Linked DNA regions of Mus musculus: regions 2, 3, 4, 5, 6 and 7 are each linked to region 1. Evidence: chromatin loops called from intact Hi-C (ENCODE). Cell type or tissue: left cerebral cortex. All regions are shown on one strand. Region 1 overlaps Apba2 (amyloid beta (A4) precursor protein-binding, family A, member 2). Region 2 overlaps Trpm1 (transient receptor potential cation channel, subfamily M, member 1). Region 3 overlaps Apba2 (amyloid beta (A4) precursor protein-binding, family A, member 2). Region 4 holds the start of Fan1 (FANCD2/FANCI-associated nuclease 1). Region 5 overlaps Fan1 (FANCD2/FANCI-associated nuclease 1). Region 6 holds the start of Mphosph10 (M-phase phosphoprotein 10 (U3 small nucleolar ribonucleoprotein)). Region 7 holds the start of Apba2 (amyloid beta (A4) precursor protein-binding, family A, member 2).

Evidence for each region. Peaks named below come from ENCODE experiments on the same cell type or tissue, not always from the same donor. Only the 100,000 strongest peaks of a DNase experiment are listed, where the experiment ranks them.
Region 2: it touches region 1 in a loop (11-fold over the local background); 18 of 42 quality-filtered maps call a loop at or near these places.
Region 3: it touches region 1 in a loop (2.7-fold over the local background); 2 of 42 quality-filtered maps call a loop at or near these places.
Region 4: a loop joins it to region 1, with 3.0 times the contacts of the local background. A loop is called at or near these places in 2 of 42 quality-filtered maps.
Region 5: a loop joins it to region 1, with 6 times the contacts of the local background. A loop is called at or near these places in 2 of 42 quality-filtered maps.
Region 6: it touches region 1 in a loop (6-fold over the local background); 6 of 42 quality-filtered maps call a loop at or near these places.
Region 7: it touches region 1 in a loop (7-fold over the local background); 17 of 42 quality-filtered maps call a loop at or near these places.

The regions. Positions count from the first base shown.
Region 1 is chr7:64,740,123-64,744,122 of GRCm38, reverse strand. It overlaps Apba2 (amyloid beta (A4) precursor protein-binding, family A, member 2), which reads right to left. Exons shown (of 15, transcript NM_001291166.1): 11 at 684-863. Among named protein-coding and RNA genes, the nearest start is that of Nsmce3, 130 kb to the left of the region's middle. In left cerebral cortex, a CTCF peak has its summit at 2,016 (motif pointing right); DNase peaks (open chromatin) are centred at 1,713, 2,059, 2,238, 3,070 and 1 more place; H3K27ac peaks cover 3,333 bases.
Region 2 is chr7:64,163,371-64,167,370 of GRCm38, reverse strand. The region is part of intron 1 of Trpm1 (transient receptor potential cation channel, subfamily M, member 1); the gene reads right to left. Among named protein-coding and RNA genes, the nearest start is that of Trpm1, 12 kb to the right of the region's middle. In left cerebral cortex, a CTCF peak has its summit at 2,315 (motif pointing left); DNase peaks (open chromatin) are centred at 76, 492 and 2,261.
Region 3 is chr7:64,563,542-64,567,541 of GRCm38, reverse strand. All of the region lies in intron 2 of Apba2 (amyloid beta (A4) precursor protein-binding, family A, member 2), which reads right to left. Among named protein-coding and RNA genes, the nearest start is that of Apba2, 63 kb to the right of the region's middle. In left cerebral cortex, no CTCF peak of the experiment used is centred here; DNase peaks (open chromatin) are centred at 513, 776 and 2,463; H3K27ac peaks cover 3,375 bases.
Region 4 is chr7:64,372,095-64,376,094 of GRCm38, reverse strand. Fan1 (FANCD2/FANCI-associated nuclease 1) reads left to right here and starts at 2,039. Exons shown (of 14, transcript NM_177893.4): 1 at 2,039-2,160; 2 at 2,341-3,834. The coding sequence starts at 2,592. In left cerebral cortex, CTCF peaks have their summits at 909 (motif pointing right) and 2,028; a DNase peak (open chromatin) is centred at 2,056; H3K4me3 peaks cover 1,210 bases; H3K27ac peaks cover 1,108 bases.
Region 5 is chr7:64,347,499-64,351,498 of GRCm38, reverse strand. It overlaps Fan1 (FANCD2/FANCI-associated nuclease 1), which reads left to right. Exons shown (of 14, transcript NM_177893.4): 11 at 1,361-1,464; 12 at 1,988-2,182; 13 at 2,523-2,651. Among named protein-coding and RNA genes, the nearest start is that of Fan1, 25 kb to the left of the region's middle. In left cerebral cortex, a CTCF peak has its summit at 1,957; DNase peaks (open chromatin) are centred at 213, 1,897 and 3,216; H3K27ac peaks cover 1,751 bases.
Region 6 is chr7:64,390,163-64,394,162 of GRCm38, reverse strand. It overlaps Mphosph10 (M-phase phosphoprotein 10 (U3 small nucleolar ribonucleoprotein)), which reads left to right and starts at 1,927. Exons shown (of 11, transcript NM_026483.2): 1 at 1,927-2,057. The coding sequence starts at 1,969. It overlaps Mcee (methylmalonyl CoA epimerase), which reads right to left and starts at 1,541. Exons shown (of 3, transcript NM_028626.2): 1 at 1,320-1,541. The coding sequence starts at 1,365. In left cerebral cortex, a CTCF peak has its summit at 1,901; DNase peaks (open chromatin) are centred at 949, 1,551, 1,798 and 2,424; H3K4me3 peaks cover 2,641 bases; H3K27ac peaks cover 1,846 bases.
Region 7 is chr7:64,500,080-64,504,079 of GRCm38, reverse strand. It overlaps Apba2 (amyloid beta (A4) precursor protein-binding, family A, member 2), which reads right to left and starts at 1,942. Exons shown (of 15, transcript NM_001291166.1): 1 at 1,827-1,942. In left cerebral cortex, a CTCF peak has its summit at 2,461 (motif pointing left); DNase peaks (open chromatin) are centred at 234, 1,261, 2,031 and 2,403; H3K4me3 peaks cover 3,009 bases; H3K27ac peaks cover 3,166 bases.

The sequences.
Region 1 (4,000 bases):
CAGAAGATGCCCTCTGGTGTCTACTCCACGATCTTGCCCTTACTCTCATCCTGAAATAAATTTTCTTTGCCTGATTAGAAAGCTATCTGCCACCCATCCAAGAAGCCAGGATTGGGCACGCACTCAACAAGAATCCAGGATAATTCATTCACTCACCCTCATAGACACACAAAAGCATTCATTCACTAGTTCCCCTATGAGCACATTCATTCATTCCAAAGCCCCCAGGGAAAGCTTCTAGGATCGGCTAGGGCCTCTGCAACCGGCAATTTCAGAACTTCCCTGCCGACGCACCCAAGCTCCCTATTTTAAAGATGCCTCCCACGAGCTTTGCAGAAATATCTCCTAGTGCTGAGCCCAGTGGATGGAGACAACAACATTAAAAGGCACATTTTCAGGGTTACTAAGACTGATTGAAATCTTTGTCTCTGTAGCAAGTATCTCATCTCATATCTAAGTGCATACCTCCAAGGCAGTACCAAGGCATGCCCCGAGGGTCCCTGTGCTGGACACACTGGTGTGAGGAAGGAAGCCTTGCTCTCATCTTTGCCTGGTGAGCTGAGATGGGGAGGCACTGAGATAGCCCCCACATCCCAGCTGCCTAGCCCATCTCCGAGAGGGTTCATTTTGGAGGGCAAAGTCGAGCAGAGAAAGTTTTGGAGGCCCCAGCCGATGTGGCTTACCTCCTTGCAGTTCTCTGAGTTTGAGAAGTGGATGAGGTCGTCATTATACATCTCTTGGGTATTTATGATGTCGCTATATTCCTTCTGGCTCAGGTCTTCGGGGTTGATGCCATTGGCCCTCAGGAACTCCTGGTAAGCCACGCTGAAGGCCTGCCCAATGGACTGGGCGATCAGCTGGGCCTGTGGGAAGGAAGAAAGGCATGCTAGACCAAAGCACGGACACAGGCTCCACTAGGGGTCCATAAACCTTCATAGGGGTCCTCGTTTGGACTTAAAAGACTGAGGGAGTGACTGTGAGCTCTAGGCTGGCAGAAAGCTGTCTGCCACTTACACCCCGCCTCAGGCCACCATGATGAGCCTCTCTGCTGTCCCTGCTACTTCATGTCCAGACACTGGGACAAAGCAAGGTTTTTGTAAAATCACAGAAAATGGTGCTTGCTAAATATCAGACTTTCTTGCTTTAATTAGAAACTGTAATGTATTCTTATTTTTACCTATTTTATTCTAAAAAAAAAAAAAGACCCAAAAAACAGAACTGAGGCCCCACTCCAACCCCAGAAGTATCACATACATGGTTAGCTGTCTGTTTTATCCCCCCAGAAGTACAAAACCTAAACATAAGGAGACGAGTGCGTGTACTACATTGCTATGATATGAGACGGTGTGCAAGCTGAGGGTTACAGGACCTGGGACCCAGAGCAGACTCCACGCCACTGGGGACATTACTTCTTTCTATGCCAGCAGAAAGAAGCCTACGGAGGCCTGGACACTGATAAGAGATAGCAGGGCCTTCCTGCCTGCAGTGTAAATGGGACAGTGGGAGGCAGGCTCTAAGGTGGACATCTCCTTAACCACATCAAGCATGCTCCAAGCTGTGCAGCCTCAGGAAGGTGTGGAAACTCTCAGTGCATAGGAAAACCAACATCCCCCTCCCTTGCCCCAACCTCCCTGCTGTGTAAGCCCCACCCAGTCCAAGTCCTCCTTATGTCCCTCCTCCCACACACCGGCCATTGAGGGGCCTCTGCCAGGTAACCCTGAAAACCTTGGTTCAGTATGTTTTGAGAACAAAGGGGCTGGCTTCAATTCTTTTCTCCCTCTGCACAATATGTGATTTAGGTGCTTTTAAATGAGTAAGCTCATCTAAAATTAAGCTGGGCTGGATCACATCTTAGCATGAGGTAGAGGGCTTGCTTTAAATATGGACTGATTCTAGGTTGAACTGCCTGCCCAAATCAGACCTGAACAGCTCAGAGAAAGGATGCCGCAATGCTCTCACTGTTCCCACATCTGCATGCTAGCAGCGGGTGGATGTGGTGGCCCATCAACCACTAGGTGGCGCTGTTGGCTCAGATAAGGAAAGCAGCATTTGAGGGTCTCTCAGTAGTAAACCTGCAAAGTGGTGACTTTGGAAACCACAAAGGAGGGAAGGTCTTAGAGAAGAACCACAGATTGGAGGGGCTGCCCTAACTGATATCTCAGTGCCCCAGCCTCCAAACCCTGTGTCTCCACCTGGGAAGGGCGGAATGACTGCATCAGACGTCTTCACCATGAAAGCTCCAGACTGGGTTCTTCCCACCTCCCATCCTCCTACCTCCTCTTCTTGCAATATTATGCCTCCTCCTCCTCTCCCTATGGAAATGCCCCGAGACTTAAGTCAGCTAACACATTAGAATGATCACCCTCTTCAAGAACAATCCATGGAGTTTGTACTTCCTGCTGTCTCTGCTTTCCCCTTTTGTCCCTACCTCCCCTTACTGTCTCCCACCTGCCCTTACTGTCCCCACATCTCCCCTCCCCCCACTGCCTTCCCACCCTGCCCCTTGCCCTTGTGTCCTTGGTTCCCTCCTGCCAGAACAGGAGCCAATTCAAAGCCAATTCACTAGCTAAGGCACAATGCCAGCCCATCCAACAGGCGTCTCTTGCCTGTTCCAGCTCACAGCCAGGCCTGTGGGCACAGGCTGCTAAAGACCCCATATGGCCCGAGGGGTAGGTGCAGGAGCCTTGGTGCCTGGTGGCCTCCTGCAGGTGGGAAGAGGTCATGCCTAGCATTACTCTTCCTGGCTCTGTCACCTCCATAGCAACATCCACTCTTCCTTTATCCCTAGAGCACTGAGTTCTGCCTTGCAGAGGGCTACCCAGGACACAGCAGGACAGGCTACCATCATGTCCTCTCTCTCAGCAGCTGCTCCGGGTACCTGACATTGATGGAACACTTTTCTCTCACTCCTTCACGTCTATGTAACTTGGGTTCTACCTTCACTGAGTCCCAAAGATGTCTGCACCAGCTGAACCAGGGCTCCTCACATGCTTGGCTCCTCCACAGTCTGCACGTGAGCCTTACTTGATGACTCTTGCTCGCTCTCCCTATCACTCGACACTCACCACACTGGCGCTCGGAGACATCCCCAAACTCCCAGCCATAAAAACATGCCTGCCTGTCTGTCCACAGATCTCCATGCAATGGTGGGAAGTGTAAGACTGTGCACCGTCTGGTAGGGCTATACAGAAATACTGGTCTGTATAAAACACCCCTTGCTCCAAAGCACTTTCCACTGATGCCTTAGAAAATAAGGAACACGGTCCTCACACACTGCTTTGAACCTTGCTTTCAGATGAAGATTCCCTCCTGGGTTTCAGATCGTGAAATGTATGGATCCTACACTGACGTTTGTGAGTCCTTCGGTGACCAAGCATGCCTTGGCCCCTTGGGTGATTCCTGATGTCACAATATTGCCACCATTGACAAAAGCTTGGGATGGCCTCTTCACAGAAGGAATAGGTCAACAGAGAAAAGATAACAGCCCAACTGCAGTCTTTCAGGAAGGCTTGAGGAAGGTCAGCCTTCAAGGGCCTCAATCAAGATGCTGGAGTGTCACACCCTACCCCACCCCACCCCACCCCAAAGGTCACCTCTAGTTTTGTTTCTGTTATTAGAAACAAATATTTATTTTCTTTATTCTTTCTTTCCTTCCTTCCTTTCTTCCTCCTTCCTCTCCTTCTCTTCCTCCTCCTCCTCCTCTTTCTCTTGGCAGTTCTGTCTGGCAGACATGATCCCACTACCTCAGCTTCTGAGGACCTATGATTACAGGCTTCTACAACCCTAGGATCTCTTAGTGGATCCATGATATTTAAATTAAAAGAAAAAGAAAAACCATGTTGTAACTTTTTACATCATAACAATGTTATATGGCAAGATGACACAGCAAAGGCAGAGCCCACCCAGTCTCGGAACAGGTGCATCTTTCCATGCAACCTTGGCAAGCAAGCATGTGCATTTTAATAACAGAAAACTTAGGCAAAGATGAACTTCATTTAAG
Region 2 (4,000 bases), 580 kb after region 1:
TCGTCACCTTCACAGCTGCAGAGGCTGGTGGGAAGGGTGCGAATATCTGCATTTCTCCAAAGGTATGTGAATGCCCCAAGTTGAGTCCCAGCATTTTCCTGTTTCCTTGGGTTTCTGGGCAGTTTCTTGAAAATCTCAAAGGGTACACTGCAGAGTGTAGTTCACAGTCCTCTGTGGAAGTCATTACATGTGCATTTCTGAGTCTGTCACATGAGGATCGCCTTGTGCAACTGCCACCTACCTGGCTGCAGTTCTCTCTCCCTCTCCCCCCCCCCTCCCCACCCTGTGTGTGTGTGTGTGTGTGCTAGGAATCAGAACTAGGACAAGTGCTCTCCCACTGAGCTGGTACCTCTCTGTAGAAATCATCTTAAAGGCCTGAATTTCTGGGGAAGGCAAGATTCAGACAAGGAAATTCTGAATGAAGGCCAACAGTTCTGCAAGAGAAAGGACTTGGGGTGGGGTGTGCAGAGGAAATGACAGCAGGCAGAGCTCTGTGACAGCTGAGGACAGACAGGCAGCTGAGGGCATCTCAGGACAGCTTTAGTTTGCTGTTATTCCTGAGCCTACACAACTAGACCTCCTACAACTGCCTGTTGGCAGGCAGGGGGTTGCCACAAAAGGGGTGGGCTAGTGAGGTGGAGCCTCTCGACCACGTCCGAGAGAGGGAGTGGAGGGCGATGTGTAGCTTCTTCCTTTTGACTGAAATGCATCTCTCTGGTGTGCTGGGATGCACACCAAACTCACAAAAAGCCCTATCTCTGAGGCCCTCAGTGAAGTTACAACAGCAGTGGACAGTTTCTGATGGCTAGGAGACTCTTTAGGGCTGTTGCCTGCAAGTCATGCAAGGACTTTAGGGGTGCACCTTTGTGAGCCCTCACCTATGTTGGGCAGGCATTTCTTTTTAAAGTTGTCTGACTCACCTGTGCTTCTGCAAGTGACCCCAAGAAATTCAGCGGTTTACCAGGCTGAGATTAGCTGGAATTATTACTCTGGCCTGTTGTTGCTGCCTCTTTCTGTGGAAACTGAAATAGGCTCCCCAGGAGAAGTCATGTGCACCAGTGGTTCTCAGAACAAGTAGCGGTTGTGGGATTAGAAAGCACAGTTATCAGGCGTCTGGGCCTCCTGGGATACAAGCTAAAGTGGTTTAAATGTTAAAGGGAGCTTTTGCTACCAGGTGGCCTCAACAGCTGGTGGGGTATGTGCCAGGAATCCATCTCATTCCTCAATGGGGGGAAGAAGAACTGAGTTCTCTATCTGAGAACCATGAAGCCAGCTATGCTGGCTAGTTTTATGTCAAGCAAGAGTCATCTGAGAGGAGGGAGCCCCAATTGAGAAAATGCCTCCATGTGATCTGGCTAATGCGAGCCTGTAGGGCATTTTCTTAATTAGTGATTGATGTGTGTGGGCCCAGCCCACAGTAGGTGGGATCACCCTGGCATGGTTGCTTAAGTGATGGAGAACCAGCCAGTAGGCAGCACTCCTCTATGGCCTCTGTATCGGCCCTTGCCGCCAAGTTCCTGCCTTGAGTGCTTTCAAAGATGAACAGTGATGTGGAAGTGTAAGCAAAATCAACCCTTTCCTCCCCAAGTTGCTTTGGCCATAGTGCTTTTTCACAGCAATCAAGACCCTAAGACACCACCTATGCATTACTCAAAACCCAAGCAGGCTCTGGGCTTAAATCAGGCCAATGGTATCATCAGATGGGCAGCTGAAGTATGCTGTCCTATAGGGTTCTGTACTTGGAGTGGCCCTGAATCCAGTTCCATATTCTACTGCTGTCTTAAAATTTTTGAAAAAAAAAATTAAAACAAGGAAGCACACCTATTGTTTTGCGGTCCAGCCAACAAATGTTACAGCAGATCTCTGATGAAAATTCCACCAGTGCCAAACCCAAGGGAGTCCACCAAGTGCCAAAGGCTTGCCTGCAGTTGAGGTGGTGGCCTCCTCTAGGTCTTGCGGGGTGGAGATGATTCCAGCCAAACCTCTGACAAAGTCCCTCTGTCACAAGCAAGTATCCAAGCAAGTGACTCATGAACCTTGACTGGCTGAGCGGCCTGTCTACCCTGGGCCAGTTCAGGAGACTTCCTGAGTGTAGGGTGTCTCCTGCCATAGAGGCTTGGCAGGAGGGCTAGGAACCCTTGAGCCGCTGTTTTTCTAGCAACAACAGTACCCCAGCTTGTGCCAGCTGGTCAGCCTGTCCAGCCAGGAGACCTGGCACCCTTCACCTCCCTTCAATGGCCCACCTTTCTCTCCTTACTGCTGAGCCCTACTCTGCCAGCTCAGCGCTCTGCTGCCCTCAGCTGGCTGTCTTCAGAGCCAATCTGACCCCTAGCTGTGGTTTGCTTCTATAAAAGTTATTTTTCAAATTGCTGCTCTTTTTTTTTTTTTTTCAGTCAAAATACCGACCTGCACAATGTCAATTTGAACTTGCACAAAGCAATCCCATTTAGTCCTAGGGGTTTTATAAGTAGGGGTGGAAAGCCATAGGAGAGTGAAAGGCATTAAGAAGGATAATGCTAAAACACATTCCGTGCCTGCTGTAGAGAGCTCCAGAGGTCTATGGTGGCTCTGGGGGACATTGGTACCTCACCATGGCTCAGAAAACTCTGGACAGTGCGTTGTGGCACCCACAACGTACCCTAACAGAGCTCTTTCCACATGCTCTGTGGGCTCCTGGAGCCTTTGCTATCGTGTGTGTGGGTTTGGCACCCCAGCCCGTACTCCTCCATGTCACGGCATGGGGCCTCATCTTCAGCAAGTGTGTATTTGGGGGATACAATTATTCTTAAGTACCCAAGGGTGACTGGTCACAGGACTCCAAGGTCTAGAAAATCGGCAAGGGCTCAAGGCCCTTGGACAAGATGAGGTTGTGTGCGCACAGAACCTATGTGCATCCTTTAAGACATAGCTTGATGACATAGAATATTTACAAGAGCTTACTTGCTCTGTGTACATATTTGATGAAGATGCACATACATGTATTTTGGCAGTGCTAGGTCTTGAACCCAGGTCATCCCACATACTAAGTCATGGAGCTCCAGCCTTATCCCTAACTATCACACAAACCATGTTATCCTGTACTGTTTAGGCGACAGCAATAAGAAAAAAGAGTCTGTTTAAATTCTTACATTCAAACCTGTGAACATAAAGGTTAATGGCACATTAGTATGATTTCCCTGCAGGTCTAGATAAAGGTCCTTTTTGGAGCCACAGGGCTGCCTGGGCCCTAGGCCACCATCTTAGGACCCAGAGTTGAAAGGACCTGCACCTGTGCCTGCCTGGCAGCTGGCCTTTTGCACCAACAGCTGTTTGCTTGGCCAGGATAGGAAGATGAGGTGAGCTAGAGCAGAGAGAAACAGTTATAGATCATGTGTTGGTAGAGCATTCACTACATGGCTACTGGTGAGTGGGAATCATTCCAGGGACTTCATCTAAGCCCCAGGGATGTGGAGTTGGGGCCAGTGAGCTAGGTTCCTAGGAGTAAGAACCCTTTGTCCCTGGCTGCTTTTACATCTTCGACACCAGGCTTGGCTCCCCCGTCTCCCCTTGTCTCTCTGAGCTGCCCATGAGCTCCATTCTCACCTCTTCACGGAAATGACTCCTGACTCCCAGCATCACAAAGTGATGGGAGCTGGGTTCATCGGCAGGGCCTGCTTTTCCGGGATCAAAGTCTTATCGACAGCCTTTAATCACATGAAAGCAGATATTCCCAGGGCATTAGGCCCCACCAGATGCTGTGCGCCTGCCTGGGCCATTAGGAGATTATGCTTGGACCCAGCCAGCACTCGGCACCCATGGCTTGGGGATGTGGGACTCTTGATCGTTAAGCCGAGGACCCAGCACTCTGGGTACCTGTGCTTTCTCCTGCCCTCTCTGTAATGGCCCCTAGACTTCTTTGCTTAGGAATCTCCTCTCCCCAAGCAGATGTGATGATCCCTTCGCATGGCTCTGCTGACCTCAGAGCACATCCTCCTGGCTTGATGCTCAGTCATGCTGGCAG
Region 3 (4,000 bases), 180 kb after region 1:
TCGGGGACCACCCCACCTACACCCACCATGTCCTGTGCCAAAGACTGTCACCCTCATCCCTTATCAGCGGTGCAGATGATCCGTGGCTTTTTTCCTGGGACTTGACAGTCCCCGCCCCTGCTGTTTAGAGACTTTGCTTTTTAACTTCGGCTACTCACAGTCGGCTGCCATCTGAAAATACCAATTGGGAGATTCCAGAAGCGAACACTTAGAGATTATGAATGAACTATAGTAATGATTGGTTATTCGTTATCGTTAGTCTCCCACTGTGCCTAATGTGTACCTCACTCCGAAGATGTGCAGGTAGCACTGTCAGTGGCCTCAGGTACCCGCAGATCACCCTGGGTGCTAAGGATGAGCAAGCGCTGACTGCTAACCAGGGAAAGGAGGCTGGATTCCATGGCTGCCTCCTACTGCTATGCTGAGACCTGGGAGTCAGGCAGGGAAGGGCCAGCTGCTTCAGACCTGTCCCAGAAGCCCCTTTGCCAGCACAGAAACTCTCCCACGGAGACTTCCTCTATGTGAGCATCTGTGCATTTAAACACAACTTCCCAAAATACATACTTGCAATGATGCAAATAAGATTCCAAATACATAGAGCTAAGAGTGATGCCGTTATTTTAAATTGCTGTTAATTCCAACAGAAATAAAAACGTTCGCATCCCTGAGCCAGATGCAGGCAACACCCTGGTTAACCCACAGACACTCTGCTGAACTGAAAGAACCCTCCGGGCCCACCGAGGAGGAACGGCTCCTGAGCCTAGCAAGCCCAGCAGTGAATCTAGAAGTGACATTTTGTGCCACCTCCACAAAGTGATGCTAGGCTGCCTCTCCAGCCACATGCTGAGAGAGAGAAAGCCATCCCAGAAGGGCTGGTGACTACAGCTTTCAATAGTGATAAAATGAGGTTCTAGACGTGGGACAGGAATGCCAGGTCACCCTATGAGCCCTTCCCCAGAGAAATAAGGGACAGGTTGTAGATGTGCATAACCTCCCATTTGTGGGCCTCCTTGGGGACTAGGAGTTACAGAATAGACAGCTCAGACAGTTCTCCTGGGAGGCCATGTGGTGGGACACAGTGGTCAGTGTGGCCCATGATGATAACCTGGCCAGCAGAGGCAATAAGCACCAAAGAGCCTGCATTCCCAATGTCCTGGTCCAGAGACTTGCAAGGAGATAGGTGGCCCAGGGGGGGAGACAGGGGCTTTGCTTTGCCTCCTGAGTCAGACTTCTAGAGGTACCTGACAATTGCTAAGTCCCCAGTGTCTCATGGGCCACTCCTAAACCTCTAGAGAGGTAGCACCCAGCCATATCCTGCATGGTTAAAGAGCCCCTGTCTAGAAAGACTGTGGACACAGAGTTCTTCTAAGCATCTCAAAAAGCCAGCCAAGAGGCTTCCGAGGGATCTAGGGGGGACACAGCAAGCATGAATATCAGGCTCAATATGTTCTCAGCAGGATCATCTCTAGGGTGTCTCCCCCAAAAGAAGCAAGAATTAAACACCTGCTGGATACTAAAAATAACAGCATGGACATCAGGAGCCAGACTGCCTTTTCTACAGATACCACACCCTCAGCCTCATCTATAAGCAAGATCAGGTGCAGGTCTGATGACAAGAAGGGATACAGTTAAGGAGGGGAGGGACACACACACACACACACACACACACACACACACACACACACACTGCTTTCCAGGACAAAGCAGGCTCTAGCTAGGGAGGAGACTTGGGGTCTCTGCAATCATCTACCATACCACTGGACACCATTTCCCTGAGCTGGAAGAAGCTAAGACTCTCATTTCATACCAGAAAGCTCCAAAACCCATCTGACTTCCCTAGTCGGGGATGTGTGTGCCTACAGGGCATGTGTCGAGACACTGTGGGGTGGGGATGCTGCTTGAGGCTCCTTTAGTATCCAGCATAGTGGATAATAAATGTGACACAATAGAAGGTGCAAAACAGCATCAGATAATGACAGCCATGGCCCTGGGGAAGCACTAGCAGGAGACACTAATGCTTCCCCAATAAAGCTCTCAACCTGGCATCCACTAGCACAAAACTCCACATAGGCAAGGTATTCACAGGGACTGACCCAGTCCTGGCCAGAAGCACAGAGCTCTCCCTAGTCTCTGCCACTGGCTGAGCAGGATACAGGGATCTGCGGGAGGATGCTGCTGAAGCCCAGAGGTCCCTGCATTGGAGCTGGGCAACAGGCAGGGGCATGGCCCACATAGGCAGAAGGGCTGGCCTCATGCTCCGGTTTCCTGTGCTCAGGGACGGCAGCTGTGCTCCTCAGCCACGGTGGGCGGCAGAGCCACACTTCCTTGGTGTGATCTGGACTTTAGGGAGATGTCCTTCCTCCTCTCTCTGTGGAACTGGGAAAAATAATTAAGAGGAGAGCAGATGGCAAGCACTTCAAATCTGTTTGTGAGAACTAAATCAACAAGATGTGGGAATCTGGGAGAGCTTGCTTCTCTGGATGAGTGGGCACCCCACGCTCCAATCCCCAAAGCAAGGCAGTGGGACTGTGGACAGGGTGGGCGGGAGCATACAGTGAGAGGGTAAGAGCCCAAAATCCAGAAGCAACCATAGAAAAGCCACCTTCTCCTATGGCAACCAGGCTGCCTGGAAGGCTACAGAGGGACCCTGGCTTCAGCACCACCACAGGGCACACAGATCAACGTGCCTAGTGAGAAGCCAGCTACTATAGCCCTGCATCTGGAATGGTGATTGTAGGCTAATTCTTCTCCTCCCTGAGACCGGCTGAGAACCTCTGAGAACCTCTCACCCACAGGCTCTCTTAGTACCTGGGAGTGTGTACTTTATAGAAAAAGGAGGTTTATTAAGATCGTAAGTTTAGAAGCATAAAGTCCATGGCTGGGGGATCTATCTTCCAACCTCAGATAAGTACACCACTGACAGCATCAGAACAAGGTAGAGCAAAGGAAAGAGCTGCATGCAGATGAGGCCACACATATCAGGTAGTTACTTTACAGCAGCCACTGTCACAAGAACTATGTAGAGTACCATGAAAATGACATTAATACCTTCTAAGCACATGTTCCAATTATGTGATATCCTCCCAGTAAGCCCCACCTCTTAAGTTCCACCATCTCTCACTGAAGCAACCAGCATTCGCTCAGGATAACCCAAGACCAAGTTCTTGGCAAAAAGGAATTTATTTTCTCCAGAGGGACAGAGAGCAGGGAATAAGAGAGGAAGATGGGAGATAGAGGATGAGAGAGAAGGGGAAGGGAATAAGGGAGAGGGGAAAGAGTGTTTGTCCAGGGTGGGGACAAAGGACTCCCTCTGGATAGAGAGGAGAAAGAGGTGGCGCATAGGCAAATGACAGTTTATAAAAGCAAATTGGGAAGCCCCGTGTTAGAATGAGATGTTTAATTTTGATTCTGCATGTTAATTAGGTGAGTCAAAGGGGGCTTTTGATTGCTGGACTACAATACTTTGATAGCTGACCTTGGTAGTCAGCCTCAGGAGGAGGGAATTGCCAAATAAGGAATGGACCTTAGTGGCTAGCTTTAGAAATGTAATTTAATGGTTTTTTGCAAGGCAGAGGAAATGGGATGAAGGGCAAGGCCTGCCAGAGCCATGCTTGCCATGTTCAGGCTGGCTAGAGTCCCTCCCCTCATAGACATCAGACTGAGGCTCAGTCATCCAACACATGAATTCCAAAGAGAAACCATACTGGAAACACCGAGCAGTCAAGTTCACCAAAGCCATCAACCACAGGAGAAACCCTCCAATTAGCAGACCACGAGTCTTGGACCTGTTGGTTGGCACTCAGGGTACTTTCATCGAGAGCTTGTCAGACCCTCATATAAATGTACAGATAAGAGCCAATCTTCAGTGGAAATTCTGTGCTCTGGAACTCGTTTGGGAATAGGTGACAAGACAGAAAATGGAGTCAAGTAAAGAACACAGATCCACATCTAGAGACTACCATATCCAGGGATCCATCCCATAATCAGCCTCCAAACGCTG
Region 4 (4,000 bases), 370 kb after region 1:
AGGATTTTCCTTAGCTCCATAGTGAGTTAGACACCAGCTTGGATCACACTAGACCCTAGAAGAACAAAAACCAAATAATAGAAAGCGTGTGGGTTTTTGTGGTTGTGAAACAGGCCTGAGCTTCCACACCCTCTCCCTGCACTGGTGCTCTCCACTTTCTCACCGTGTTTCCTGCTATGAGAAGCACCCAGAGCCTGCCGCTTTGCTCATAACCAGCTGTCTGTGTACATAGTGCTTTGACTTCTTGATTTTCTTCTCCCACTACTGTGTCTTCTTTCACAAAACAGCACCTTCATGTGTGTGGCTTACACCTTCCCCTGTAGTTTTGGTTTCTTTAAAAATCCAGTTAGGTTATATGAATATGTTTTTGTTTTAATCCCAGGTGTGGGATACGGGGCTGCTTCAGATTATATACAGCTGTGAAATATTACTGTCTTCTGTTGGGGTTAGGGGGATTTTACCAGTTGCAGATAGTTTACTTCTGGGACTCTGGAGAGGGTCTAAATGCCAGAGCCCGGAGAGAGCCTGTGGTAGCTGCTGCTCCCCATGCTCCTGCCTCTGCTGCTGTTGCATCTGCTATTGCTGAATTGCTGGTTTGCTGGACTGCTGGATACTCTGATGAAGAAGGATGGACGACCCTCAGCAACAGAAAGTAGCCTATAGAAGTCTATGCCTCCTTTCCCCTCTAATATTCTTTCCTACCTAGCGTTAGGGAGGTGGAAGGGAGAAGGGTGGAATAAGAGATGGAACTGAGGTAAAGATATGAGAACCTAATGATGTAATACAACAAATACGCCAACATTTTCCCCTTTGTCCATTACGTTTTCTTCTTTCTTCAGTCCCATTTGCTCCGGCCCAAAGATGTATTTACTGTTACATGTAAGTACACTGTAGCTGTCTGCAGACACCCCCAGAAGAGGGCGTCAGATCTCCTAACAGATGGTTGTGAGCCACCATGTGGTTGCTGGGATTTGAACTCAGGACCTTCAGAAGAGCAGTCAGTGCTCTTAACCGCTGAGCCATCTCTTCAGTCCCAGCCATTATATTTTAACACATGAGTTTGGGGGCCATTCTCTGACTATGGCCCCACTAATAGGACATTTAAAAATCTCCCCAAGTTGGTGTTTGTTTCTGAGACAGAGTCACACTATGCAGCCACAAGAAGCCTTGTAGACCAGGCTGCCCTCCATCTCAGATCCGCCTGCTCCTGCCTCCCAAGTGCTGGCATTAAAGGTGTGTATCACCACGCCCAAAAACATCCTAAATTTTATTCAAAATAGGATTTATCTTTTTCCTCTGAATAAATACTTTTGAGTAATTATCTCATCTCCCCACACTTTAAGGTGTTAGTTTTAGCAGTGATTTAACTATTACATAGTTTGTATTTTTGTGGAAATTTTAACAATTTGCTATACCAGGCTCTTGTATGTGCACATAGTTAGGAACTACATTTTAAGTCTAATCGGACTAGTTTTACCTTTAAAGTATATTAATCATGACCATTTCCTGTCATTATTGACCTGATTTATTTGGTTTTTCTATTTATTTTCTCTCTGTTCATCTAACTTTCTCTGGTCCTTCTTTCATGTCAAGTCAAACTAATCATAAAATATTTATCATGATTAGCGTATCATAGCGTTTCATTAATTTTTAGTTGTGTTAGGAATGCTGGGTGAGATGACGGCATGGCTTTAATCCCAGGACTCTGGAGGCACAGGCAGGATGATCTCTGAGTTAGAGGTGATCCTGGTCTACAGAGTGAGTCTGTAGGTCTACAGAGAAACCTTTACTCAAAAAACAAAACAAAAAGGGATTACCACCACAACGGTTAATGTTCTGCTACCTTAGTGTAAAGCTCTTGAGGTAGTAGAGTACAATCATGTCACAGTTTCCTCAGTCTACACACTCCATTTCTCTTTTGGTCCGCCTTCTGCTCGATCACTCTGTCCTCCACTAGCTGAGCCTTGGAGCGAAGACGCGGGGATCGGCTGGGGATGCCTGTAGCGCCTTGCTCTGGCTGGTCCGGGCTGCGCAGAGCGACTGCCCGCCTTGTGGCCCTTTGAGAGCGACTCAGCCTGTTCCGCTGCAGTGAGTTCAGGGGAGTCTGAGCGAGTCAGCGTCCTCTTTTTAAGACAAACGGTTCTTAGAAAGGCCCTGAAAGTAAGTGCAGCTTGGTCCTTCCGAAGCGAGGGACACAGAGCATGCGCGGAGCTGCAGGTCCGCTCCGATCTGTATCCACTTCAGGGTTCTCGTTCCAGAAGTTGCCATTCTACGTTTCAGTTGTCGGCCGACCCCGTAAATGTATAAAAATATTTTTAACTCATGTATTTTATTTTGTAGGAAGAAGTTGAACGAATAACGACATCAAATGCTATTTCACTTTGTATTAGTTCACGGCGAGAGTAAAAGTAACCCTTTAGGGTCCTTCACCTGGGGTGGCCGCTGTATTAACTGATGAGGAGGTAGCAGGGACCCTTTTTTTTTGTTGTTGTTTTTACTAATTCAAGCCAAGTGAATGAAAGTAAAACATTTCGGTCCTTACCTGAGATGACCTGATTTTCTTCTTGGGTCGCCCACTTTCTCTAATAGTCATGCCGTCACAAAGGAAATCACCTGATCAAAAAAGACCCCGTAGAAGCTTATCTACCAGCAAAACTGCAAAAAGCCAGTGTCATTCGATTACTTCGTATTTTAACAGTGCACCACCTGCTAAACTTGCATGTTCAACTTGTCATAAAATGGTGCCCAGGTATGACCTCATTCGGCACCTTGATGAGTCTTGTGCTAACAACGGTGTTGGTGATGACGTTCAAGTAGAGCCTGCTCAGGCTGGATTAATGAGTCCAACTGTGCCTACATCAGATTTACCCAGTGGTCCTTTAGAGAATGTGACACCTCAGAAATTATCACCACCAAAGAGAAGTTTAATTTCTGTCCAATGTGGTTCAAAACTGGGCATACAACAGCAGACCAGTCCCTACTTTAAAGATGCCTTAGTGTCCAAAGATCAAAATGAGCTTCCAAATCAGAGTGTAGAAATTATGCCTTTGGGAAGTCTGACATCGAAATTGTCCAGACGATACTTAAACGCTAAAAAATCACTCGCTAAGAATGAGGGACTAGCCAGTCAGTGCCCACAGACTTCTCCGTCCACACCTGGCACCAGCCTGACTGATAACTGTCCAGAGATGGAAGACAAAGATGAGGTTTTGAACAGTTCCCAAAAGGAAAACATTTATTCATGTGCACCTCTAAAAGAAGAGAATGCTTCAGAACAGAAGGTAAAGAACAATAAAATAACGGGAGATGAAAGCCAGAAAGCTTCCTGCGGGGAGCCAGCCCTCACCCCTGCATCTGCAGAGCATGCTTCCATATTACTGTCCTCAGATTCAACTCTCGTCAGTAACACGAAATCCTCTCCGGGAGACACTCTTGTAAAGCAAGAAAGTGCCAGAAGGGCAGATGTAGGGCTTGCTGAGCCGCTCGAGGTGCGCAGTCACAAAGAAGTACAAATGACTTTCGATGCTGCGGCCAAAACGCTGGTGTCTGGGGAGGCAGAATCAAATGGTCCTACCGATGTTGACATGTCTGACATGACTACGTGGAGTAACAACCAAGAGCTTGTCAGGGAAGCTGGCAGTGTCTTACACTGCCCTCTGGAGCAGGGGTCCAGCTGCGGTGGCCCCAGTGAGACAGCTCAACTGGCACTGAGTCACCCGTACTACCTGCGGAGCTTCCTGGTGGTGCTGCAGGCCCTCCTTGGGAACGAAGAGGACATGAAGCTCTTCGATGAGCAGGAGAAGGCGATTATCACCAGGTTTTACCAGTTGTCAGGTACCTTCGGCCTGTTGGCTTTCAGAGCTTCCTCGTCTGGTTTGTGTGCCATGGGAGGGCCAGTAAGTAGTCTGATGACCACCACGAGGAGTCACTGTGGGAGTACTGCGGGCTGGCTCTCTGTGTCAAGGAGAGGCCCATTTAAAACCAGTTCTTGTGCCTGGTG
Region 5 (4,000 bases), 390 kb after region 1:
CAGTGATGGAGCGTTATTCACACAGGGATGGAAACCTGGAAGTTAGGTCCAGCTAGCTTTCTTCCCGGCAGGCCAGAGCCTGGTACCTTGATGTGAATGCTCTTGGTAGCTGGAGGGCTTGTTTCAGCCAGGCTGAGCAAGCCCTGTTCACTGCATCCTTTTGTACCATGGAAACAGGCCACAGGGAAGGGAGCCAGAACTAGGAGGGAACAAACAAGGCCCTGCACAGCTCTGGAGTTCAGGATAGAACACAGCCACAGGCTACAGCCACAGCCTCCCGGTTGGCAGGAGGACCAGTGTGCCAGCATTTGACTCCCACGTTGCTTTCTCCCCTGTGCTCCCTGGGAGCTTTGCTGCCAGTGTGAGCATGATAGGAAGGCGGAAAGATGACCACATAGCTGTCTTCCTTTGCTGGGCTGTTTGTGGCTGTGCAGAGACACCCAGCTTAGAGAGAGGAGCTTGATAAAGCAGCACTCGGGGACACAGGTCTGAAGTTTATACCAGGACCTTCCTCTCTCCACACCGTGCTGCTGCCTTGCAGTGGCCTAGGACCCAGCTGTTCAATGAGGATGTCTCCTGGTGATTGTGTCTTCAGCACGAGGAGGCACCAGAACTAGGTGGTCTTTACAGATGACGGTTTCCGTAGAAGCCTTGCATATCAGCAACACCGTAGTAACCTCATCAGGCCAAATTGGCTTTATGAATGGTGAGCCCTGTGAATGGAAAGAGTGTTGGGTAAACCTGAGGCTGCGGGGCTCTCTCAAATGCCTGGCCTTTTGTCATTCCCTCTTCGGGAATCATTTCTTGTAGGTTGCCAGAGGCCTGTGCCAGAGCCTGCTTATTGAGAACCACTGCTCTGTGACCTTCCAATGCCCATTTGAAGTTTTCTCCTTAAATAAAGCTTCTATGTGCAAAGAATATAGTGTGAAGAGCAAGCTGGAAGTAGCATGTCTTTCAGACATTCTAATATCTCAGTTCTTTCCCTGAAAGAGAAAAATTTACATTAGGTCATCATGATATTCTTTTTTATTATTACTATTAGATATTTTCTTTATTTACATTTCAAATGTTATCCCCACTCCTGGTTTCCCCTCTGAAAACCCCCTATCTTCTCCCCTCTCCCCCTGCTCAACAACCCACCCACTCCCACTTCCTGGCCCTGGCATTCCCCTACCCTGGGGCATAGAGCCTTCACAGGACCAAGGGCCTCTCCTCCCATTGATGACCGACTAGGCCATCCTCTGCTGCTTATGCGGCTGGAGCCGTGAGTCCCTCCATGTGTACTCTTTGGTTGGCATCACAATTTTCTTAAACAACCAGATAAAGCAGGTGTTTTTCTCCTCCTGTGGCGCTGCTGTAGGGATTCATGGAGAAGGGTCCACCTTCAGCACCCTGTGTGGCCTCCTGCTGTGGGATATCATCTTCATGGATGGAATACCAGACGTCTTCAGAAATGCCTACCAGGTAACTCCTAACACCATCGTGCCAGGGCCTCTCCTCTGTATGCCTGTGCCTCACGCCTTCCTCTGCACCAGGGTCTCAAGCCAGCAGCAGCCTGGCATTTGGTCATCTTTGGGCTTTACCCTCAGTAGTACTAATTGCATTGGAAAAAAAACCTTTTGTTTTTAAACAGGAACTAGTAGATCTTAACCCCAAGCCTAGTTTCCCTTCAGTATTACATTTGACTCAAGCACCGAGAACCCTGAGCTGGGCACCTGGCCTCATGCCAGCATCCAACCAAGCGCTCTCACACACAGTCCCACCAGCACCGGATGGAGCTCAACCAATTCCACTCAGGGCAAAAACAATCACTAAAAACCCAGGCTAAGATTCCTTGAGTCTGATAATTTTAACTCATCTCTTCTGAGGGGGAAAAAAATGTGTCAGCCAATTGGCCAGCTTCCAGATCTCCTGGAACTCCAGCATCCCCTGTTTTTAAGCGCCCTCCCCAGGCATGTTAGGAAAGTTCCCTTTCTCTTCCACACAGGCATCCCCACTGGATTTGCTCACGGACAGCTTCTTCGCAAGCAGGGAGCAGGCCCTGGAAGCCAGGCTGCAGCTGATCCACAGCGCCCCTGCTGAGAGCCTGCGGGCCTGGGTGGGCGAAGCATGGCAGGCCCAGCAAGGCAGAGTGGCCTCTCTGGTCAGCTGGGACCGCTTCACCTCCCTACAGCAAGCTCAGGTACTACTTTCCCGCGATGTGGTCAGTCATCCCTTCACAGTGCTGGCTGCACTCTGGCAATTGTAGAAGGTCTCATCACTCCTGAGTGCTGAGTCACACTCCCTCTTCGTCAGATGTGCCACAGGATGCCCGCACCAGGCAGAGGTTGGTAACTGACCACGGAGAGCTTGCCTATGGGCTTCTGCTAGCCTCTCTGGAGCCTGGTCGGCAGCAGAGCTACTTCTGGGGTTCCTGGGGCCCGTGTTTGTTGAATTGTACTGGTGTCCTCTGATGGCCGCTCAAGCCCATCTTGGTGTTTCTGTCCTCAAGGTGGCTAACTCTGCTCTTGTATCGTGCTTAGGATCTTGTCTCCTGCCTCGGGGGTCCTGTCCTCAGTGGTGTGTGCAGGCGCCTGGCTGCTGACTTTCGGCACTGCCGAGGGGGCCTCCCAGACTTGGTGGTGTGGAATTCTCAGAGCCACCATTGCAAGGTCAGTAGAGAACACCATTTGTAATTTCAGCAGCAGCTATGTCACAGTTCACGTGCTGGACATTTTCTTCTGACTGTTGGAAGGATCAAATTCCTTGATAGCCACCAGGCTGAGGAGCTGGGGTGCAAGCAAGACAGGCAGTCTCATGTCAGCCCATCATGGAGGTGATAGTCGACCAGTACAACATTCTGTTACTAGAACAAGCCACTAGCTGCGAGGCACACTTGCCCCTCCTTCCTTCCCTTCTCTCCCCTTTTTCTGACTCAGATTTCATCCTAGTCTGATTTATCTTTTTATTACCATAGTATCTTTTGATGACCAGAGTTTTAAATTTTGATTAAATTCAGTGTTCTTTAGTGGATCATACCTTTGGTGTGAGATATCTGATCTGAAACCACGAAGAGGTTTTCTTATGTTTTGTTCTAAAAGTCCTGTGTTTACATTTTATATATTTTGTGATCTGTTTAGGTCTTTCTTCTGTCTGCCCGGGATGTGGGTTTTTTGTTTTGTTGGGGAGTAGCTGACTGTTGGTGCCATTGGTGCTGCCTCTGCTGAGAATATTTTTGTTCCTCATGCAGTAGAACTCCAGAGTTACTGAGTGAAGAACTGAATTTATATATTCTTTGGCCTGGGCTTCTGTTTCTCCCTTAATGTTTAGCTATAAAAGTTACCTAACTTCCTGGCTTCTTTATTGCTGAAATGTTTGCCCTGTAGGTTTGGGCATAAGATCTCCATGAATGCCAAGTTTCCCACACTGGCTTTTTTTCTGGTATCAGACAGAATCTAACACTGTGACCTTGAAAGAACAGCCTCCTCCTTGCCAAGGTCCACTTACTCTCATTTATGTAAGCTTCCAGGTCAGAGGTGAGCTGCCTCTGGCTGGTGAGCCTGACTAAGCGGTCCCCCATGGTACCCAGAATAAGATCTGAAAAGCAAGCACTTTACTGACTGAAGCATTTCTCCAAGCCAAGAAGCATATAATTGAGTCTTATGTGTGTTGGGGGGAGGGGTGCTCACATGTATGTATGTGGGTACATATGTGTTCGGGTGAGTATGCCTATGGAGGCTTGAGTTTGACACTGGGTTTCTTCCTTGATGCCTTTCCAGCATATATGTCAAGGCAGGGTCTGTTAAGAGAACCACATGCTCAGCAGTTTAGCTTGTCTAGCTAGTTAGGCAGCTTGCTCTGGGAACCCCATCCTCACTTCCTGCATGTTAGCATTACAGGATGATTGTGACCCCTTGTGGTCCTGGGTTCTTGAAGAAAGCAGGCTGAGCAAGCCATGAGAGCAGTCTGTAAGCAGCGCCCCTCCATGGCCTCTGCATCAGTTTCTATGTCCAGGTTCCCA
Region 6 (4,000 bases), 350 kb after region 1:
AGCATCTCAGCTACAGTCTCAGCCCAGATTCTCAGTCTTTAGTATCATTAGTATGTCTGACGAGTAATGCCTAATTTCTGAGAGAGAGCTTGCTAAGAGAGGAGTGATTCTGCTTTAGTAGATATTTACAAAAAAACAAACAAACAAACAAACAAAAAACCCAACGTATGATGAGTGAGCTAAGAAGGTGGCTTATATTTGACCCGGCATATATACAACAGGGAGTATTAGCAAAACTCCAGCATTAACTGTTAATCAGAAAATCATTTTCACTTTTGTGCTCTGGCTTTTGCTACAATATACATACACACAGTACTAAGGTGTTTTTGTTTTTGTTTTTGGACAGGGTTTCTCTGTATAGCCCTGGCTGTCCTGGAACTCACTTTGTAGACCAGGCTGGCCTCGAACTCAGAAATCCACCTACCACTGCCTCTGTGATTAAAGGTGTGCGCCACCATGCCCAGCTTTATTTATTTATTTTTTTTGCGCGGGGGTGGGGGGGTGGGGGGGTGGGGTGTTTGTGGCCCATGACTTTGCCTTGGAGACTTGTTTGTTAATGCAGACGAGGAATTTTGTGATTGACTGGAAAGGCTAGAGGGTTCCACAAAAACCAAATTCAACCTAAGAGCAGACTTGGAAAGATGACTAGTTTCCACAGGTGAGCAGACAGAACTCTCCAGGCCTTCCAGTTCATTCGCCTAACACCCTTTAAGCATGCTAGCTAATGGATTTGTCACAATTGTAGCAGAGTAACTCTGGAACCATACTGCCGTATATTTTCTTCCAGGTAGACAATCTCAGACTGAGGGTAGTAACTGCCATCATGAAGAAAGAAGAAAATGGAAGAGAAAGTGAGACAGGCGGGAAAGTTGGGCATCTGTCACCAAGATTCTGCTTATCGATAAAAGAGATGGAGGTCGAAAGAATTCAAGGAACTTACAAATCCTTCCGCTTGTTCCTTTCCTGCTCATGTCAGATGAAAACATTTAGTGTGGTACGTGTGTAAAACAGGCTTGGAGTCACTTTCAGGACTCGCCACTTTGCTCTTTTCTCCTATCTCTTAGAGCACACATATAATAAATAACTCAAGTCCCCTCTAGATTTACTGCAAGTCCTGACTTGCTGTGTTCCTAGGCAGATTACCTGTTTGGTCCACGTTTGCCAAGGGCAACCCCTGTGCACAGAGGACAATAAGGAACTCCCGTGCTAAGAGAGTGCAGCTCCGGGAGCCCAACACTTCAGACCCAGGCCTTGGCCACCCGCGGCCTCCCGTCCAGCGTGCCCCGCACCCGGAGCCCCTGATGGTGCCCCGTATTCACCTGTAGCGCCCGCAGCCAACGCGGCGGCCTTCACTACACGCCTCATGTCCAGAAGCTACAGGCTTGCACAGCGACCTAGGGCAGAGACAACTGGGAGAGTGGGCAGGGGGCGGGGACTGAGGCCCGGGGCGTGTCAAAGCTGAAGTGGGCGTGGAAACGGGGCAGGGACGGGGCGCGAGTCCGGGGTGCCCAATACCCTTCAGGGAGCTAGACCGCTGAAGAGAGCTGGGCGAGCAAGGGGCGGGGCGTGAGACCTGGGGCGGGGTCACGAGACGCGGAGCTTGACTGACGGCGGGACGAGCGGGGGAGTGGCGGGTGCGGCGTGAAGCGACCTTCTTTTTCGTTACATTAAAATACTTATTGTATCGAATGCAAAAGCAGAAAGCAATCACGCGACACCACTGTGGTCTTAGAAATACAAAACATTTGGAGAAAGTGCCAAGGCGCTTGAGATGACCAATGGCTCTTTTCGGTGGTCTGCCCCACCCCTACGCATGCCCAATAGAAGTGTTTGCGGCTATAGGCCGGAACCTGTGTGTGGCGGAACTTTAGGCTCTGAGCTTCAGGTTGCATAAGGCGTGTGTTTGGCGTACTGCTTCCGGCCGGCCGGCCGGCTCGCAGCACTCGCGTGGTGCCGTAGTGTGTAGCTATGGCGCCTCGCGTGTTTCGTCGACAGACTCTGGAACGGTGTCTGAGGGAAATCAGGAAAGCCACCAACCGACCGGAGTGTTTCCTCACGTAAGTACAGATCCAGGTCTGGGAGAGAGCAGCGCGCATCTCACCGGTGCTGGGCGGGCCAGCATATGGCAACTTCTGAAAGCCAGGAAGGGAAAGTACAGGTCGCTTAGCCCCAACTTCAGACAGTTTTTGCTCCGTTGGCCTGTCAAAATGCTAAAAGTAAAAGCGGCTCGGTGCAGATTTCCTAGTTGTGGGCTATTGCACTAAGCCCAGTTATTCGCGTCCAGAGAGGCTCATTGAGGGCGGAATATGCTTTCTGAATTTGTCCCCAAAATACACACTGAAAGTACGTACTTGTTGCTTGTCAATGCATTTTCATGACTTGTGGTGGAGACCCACAGCCAGACAGTAGACGAAGCTCGGAGAAGCCCGCAGAAGAGGGAGGAGGGGTGACTGTAGGAGCCATAGGGGTCCCAGGACACCACAAGAACATGGCCCACAGAATCCACTAACCAGGGCTCAGGGAGGGGCCCACAGAGACTTTACTGGCTATCAAGGAGCCTGCGCTGGTTAGCGCTGGGTCCTCTGCATATATATTGTGATTGTTAAGCTTGGGATTTTTGTGGAACTTGTAGCAGTGGCAGTAGGCTCTTGGAGCTCTTGTACCCCTGCCGGATTGCCTTGAAATGAGGGGTTGTGTTTGGTTGATATCTCTGGAAGCCTACTTTTTCTGAAGAGAAACGGAGGAGTACTGTGGATCTGGAGGAGGTGAGGAGGGAGAAGAGGCTGCAATTGGGATGCTTTGTAGGAAAGAAAAATAAATTTAAAAAAAATAGGAGAGACTTCTTTCTTCCCAGCACTTTGATTAAGTTCTGTAAAATTATGACTCTGACTTATTATTTTTTAAATATTTTTTATTATTACGTATTTTCCTCAGTTACATTTAGAATGCTATCCCAAAAGTCCCCCATACCCTCCCCACTACTTCCCTACCCACCCATTCCCCATTTTTTGGCCCTGGCATTCCCCTGTACTGGGGCATATAAAGTTTGCGTATGACTCTGACTTATAATGAAAATCTTAGCAACAGTATCACAGACTCATTGTGTCCAAAATAGAGCTCCTTACCCCCTCCTGTACTCTTCTCTCCCCTGAAGTCATTTCCCTGTTTCCATTACGTTTACGGCCCCACGAAAAGGCAGTTCTATCATTTCATTTATTTAGATTCAGCTAGTCTGCTTCCTTGATGCTTTCATTTTTCTCTGTCCTATTTTCTCTATCCCCTTTAGCATCCTGCCTACGCTATATTTAGACACTGATTCCTAGTTGTCATACTGACTGCGTCTCCAACATAAAAATCCTTTGCGATGCTTCATCAGCTTTCTAACAACTCAACTCTATCGTGCTTTTTGTTTCCACATTGTAAATTATCATTTCAAACTTCAGCCTGCAACTCTGTTCTCATTACGCTTAAAGTGTTCCTGTCTTAGAACTCTGCGTGGTTTCTGTCTTGCCACCCCCCCCCCCCCAGCTTCTATAACCTCAGCCGTACACTCTGCCTCCTCAGTCACACTACAGCTGTCTTGGTCTTTCTGTTCTTCACATTGTCTGAAAACCAGAGTTATGTGTTTCCACATCTGTACAGGATACTCTATTTTACCTGTAGGTCTCAATCCCATTTCAGATATCATATCCTTAGATAATTTTTCTCAAGCTTAAAGCCAGGTGGGAATCACTTGCCAAACGACTAATAGGTGAGGAGTATGTATGATGCAGATTTGAGGATTTAAGGCTGACTTCCTGGGTATCTCCAGGCAAGTAGATGCGTAAGCTTCAGTATATACAGCAAAGTCAGGTTTTTAGTTTTTACGGTCTGGCTCATCAGCAGGGTACTGTTGGGAACTAGAGTCTGTACTTAAAATTGATGCTTCATTTACATTTTAATTTGCAAATACGATATGTCTTTTTCTTTTATTTAAAAATGCTTGATGCTATTGTGTATA
Region 7 (4,000 bases), 240 kb after region 1:
AGGAAGGAAGGAAGGAAGGAAGGAAGAGAAACAGAAGGGTGTTATGCCAACTAGTTAACAAGCTACCACTTGGGTCTGGGGTTGCCTCACAGGGGAAAGAAGAAGGCAAGCAGAAGTGAATGGTCCTCAATGTCGGCCCCTTCCAGCACAAAGACTCAGGCTCACACCCACTCACAGACCATCTGATTCAGTGCGGCCCAGCACCCCAGACATGGAAAAGCAGCAGTGGGGTAAGTCTACTGCTGCCTGACACCCGAGAGATGAGAAAAGCTGGGGGTGGGGGGACATGGCTATACCCAGCTCAGAGACTGTCCCAAGGACAAGCGGACAAGGACTTGGTGGTGCCATGGAAGGAGAGGTGTTGGTACCTCCAGCTCATAGCCAGTTCCACGACCCACTAATCCCTTCCATGTGGCTTGGAGTCCCTGCAGGTTCTTCGTCTGTGTCACTCACCCCTCTGTTCCAGAGCTCCAAAGTTCAGGAGACCCTCTGCAGCACACCATGACCACCCAGCAATCTGAGTGCAGGACAAAGTCACCCAGCCACTCTGCCCTGAGTCCCCTGCCTCAGATTGCTGCTGTCCAGGAAAGCCCCATCCTTGCCTCTTTGGAGGGACCGGGCCCCAAAGGGAGCCTGCCCATTGGTTCTTGGCACCTGCAGATCAGTACTTCAGAAAAAGTTGTTCACTTGGACCCTTAAAGCTTACGGGTCTTTGTTTTCGAAACCACTATCCTTCCTCAAATCTATATCCATAAAGGAAGAAGGGGTCTTGGGGTCTAAGGGGACCGGGACAAATCAGTTCAGACATGAAGAAAGGCCAAGAAAAACAAGCAAGGTTTAAGAACTTCACCGTGCACAAGGCCTGAGTGAGCTGGCTTTATTTAAATTCGAATTTAAGTTTGGCCTCTGTCAAGTCACATACAAATAAACAGATATTAAAGAATTAAAAGTCTTCCATAACTGAATTCTAAGTTAAGACTAGTAGGCTTTATTTAAGGCGCCTACAGCCAGGGCAAGCCCTTGCAGAGCCCCACTGGTACCTGCTCCTATCCCTACCGCACTCAGGGGAAGTTCACCCACAGCTTTGGCATATAGAGGCCTGCTGCCCATACTGCTCCCTGTGAAAACAAGGCTTGAAAAAAGCTGGGATCAATGTTCCCCTTCATCCTCCATACCCAAGTCCCCTTGCCGGGCTCTGCCTGCCAAGAGGAAGCAGCCAGGATAAGGGGCATGTCCCCGCCGCATCCCCCCAGAGAATACGGGGTGTGGAATTTTTAACTGAGTTTCTCCCCCGGGCCTCATTATAAAGGGAAAGGGGAGGGAGGGGTACAGATCAAAGACCGGTTGCCTGGAAGCAGCGAACCCAGCAGCGACCCCAAACTCCCGAGTTGCCGCCCAGCATCGGGACTTGGAATCAGTGCCAAGCAGCTCCCCTCTAGACAACCCCCCCCCCAACGCAATAATAGGGGGACCCAGACGAGTGACCATCTCCTCTGGCCACACCAGGTAGCCCCGCGCCGCCGCTTCGCAAGCCCCTGATAACCTAGCGGCCAGCTGATCCCTGCCGCGCCCGGCCGCTGGTCAGTGGCTCGGAGGGTCCGGTGGGTCCGGAGAGAGAGGGGCGCTGGTCCGTAGCACCCCCCGGTCCCAGCGGTGGCCCGCTCTGTCGACGATGCCCCTCTGCCTCTCCAGAGCCCCACAAGGTCCGAAAGGGAGCGCTGGGACCACAGCATCCGCGCCCCCCACTGCGCCCCGGCTCCCCCCACGCGGAACCGGGCAACCCAGGCTGCTGCCGCGGAGACTCTGGCGCCCCGGGCCCCACTTACCTGCGCCCGCGCGGGTTGCGCGATGCGCCGCCGCCCCCGACTGGGTCGGCGAGGCCGAGAGCGGGGCGCCGCAGCAGCTCTTTGTGAGCCCGCGCCGAGCCGCACACCGAGACTGCTAATGAGCCCGGGAAGCTGGATAGCGGCGGGCGCGCCCCGGACGCCGCGCACGACACGCAGGGCCGCCTCTACCGGGCGCACGCGGCGCGGCCCGGGAGCACCCGCACCCGCACCGCCCTATCCGCCGCCACACCGACCGCCCCCGCTCCTCCTGCGCCCGGCCACGCGGGGTGGAAACGCTTTCTAAAGAGACCTTAGGGAATCAAGGGATTCAAGACCGCGCGGCCGCGCAAAGCGCAGACAAAGATGCTTCGGCGCCCAGCGCGGCGCCTCCGGGTGCGGCGCGGGGACAGCGGCGGGGACAGCGGACGAGCCCACCTGGGACCTGGGTCCTTGGGATACGGGCTGAGATAGGCTCCGCGAGTCGCGGTGGCCCCTTGAGGAGCACACAGGTTCCTGGGAGTGAGCTGGGACCGGCCAGTTGGGGAGCCTTAACAGTCTGGTCCTGGGCAGGCAGAACAGGTGAAGGAGATGCTGCCGGTGCCCGCACCCTGCCCCTGACGCCGCGCTGCCCCCTGGCGGGCTCCGGAGAGCGTGCGGCGCTGAGGGGCTGCGGCGACCGCGCCCTGCTCTGCCAGCTCCGCTCTATGCGGAGCCCCGGCCGGCCCGAATCCCTTGACTCTCTAGGGTATTGTGGCCCCAGAAAGCCTTTCCTGAGGGGCAAGCCTTGTCCTGCTTCCCCACAGTCAATCACCAGAAGCCTTCTGGCCACAAGGTCTTCTCACCCGGTCCCTGATAACCACACACAAGGTCTTCTCACCCGGTCCCTGATAACCACCGAGTCTCTGATACCTGTGTTGCCTGGGATGTCCAGAAGGGAGAGGGCCCCAACCTCTAATACCCCCAATGAGAACCAGTTGGCTACCCTCAGTAAGAAACAAACCTCTTGAAATTCTTGAACGTTGGGCTTTATTGTCACCTTTGACCTTTCACTCAGCCCTATGCATTTGTGGCAACTTGCAGGTTTAAGGCACACAGGGTGCTCTGTTTTAGGGAATGGGGGGCTCCACTTCAGCCCCCAAATGCTTCCAATTGGCCTGGTTCTCCCTCTTCCTCTCTCTCTTCCTTCAGTCCTAGCCTGAGATGAAGGCCAGGTGGCAGAAGATCAGAGGAATGTCACCAAAGGAAGAGGAGGGTGAGTGGGGTGAGAAAAGAACTTCCTGATGCCCACAGTGACAGAGGTGACCCCGAGAAGGGCCTGGAGAAAAACTGAATACAGGGGCAGACCTAGTAAGGACCTCCTAGGCCTGGGACCTGTCTGCCTCCCTCTCTTTCACCCTCCATTACCCCACCCCCCACCCCTACCTCACCAGTCAATAGCAGAGCAGCTCTGGCAGCTCAGGGACCAAATAGGTCCACCCTAGAGCCATTCTTCCTCCTCCTAGAGCTGACCATTCCTTCTTGCTTGTTGTCCATCACCTTAAATATTCTATTGACCCCCCTGACAAAAAGTTCAGCTCAGCTCTAAATGCAAAACTGTTCCATTGCACTGACTGCTAAGTGTGAGATCCAGATGTGTCTGTCTGCTCTGCAGGGCACAGGACATTGTGCACACTAGCAAGCACTCCACCTCCCTACCTGGACCTTGCCCAAGTTAAAAAATAAAATGGGCAACTCACAAGAAAGGAAATACAAACGACTTTTAATCTCTTAGCACTTCTATTACCCTTTCAGGGTGTGTGTGTATGAGTGTGTGTGTGTGTGTGTGTGTGTGTGTGTGTGTGTGTGTGTGTGTGTGAGTGTGTGTATGTATGTGAGTGTGTGTGTGTGTGTATGAGTGTGTGTGTATGTGAGTGTGTGTGTGTGTGTATGAGTGTGTGTGTGAGTGTGTGTATGTATGTGAGTGTGTGTGTATGAGTGTGTGTGTGTATATGAGTGTGTGTGAGTGTGTGTATGTATGTGAGTGTGTGTGTGTGTGTATGAGTGTGTGTGTGTATGAGTGTGTGTGTGTGTATGAGTGTGTGTGTGTGTATGAGTGTGTGTGTATGAGTGTGTGTGTATGAGTGTGTGTGTGAGTGTGTGTATGAGTGTGTGTGAGTGTGTGTATGAGTGTGTGT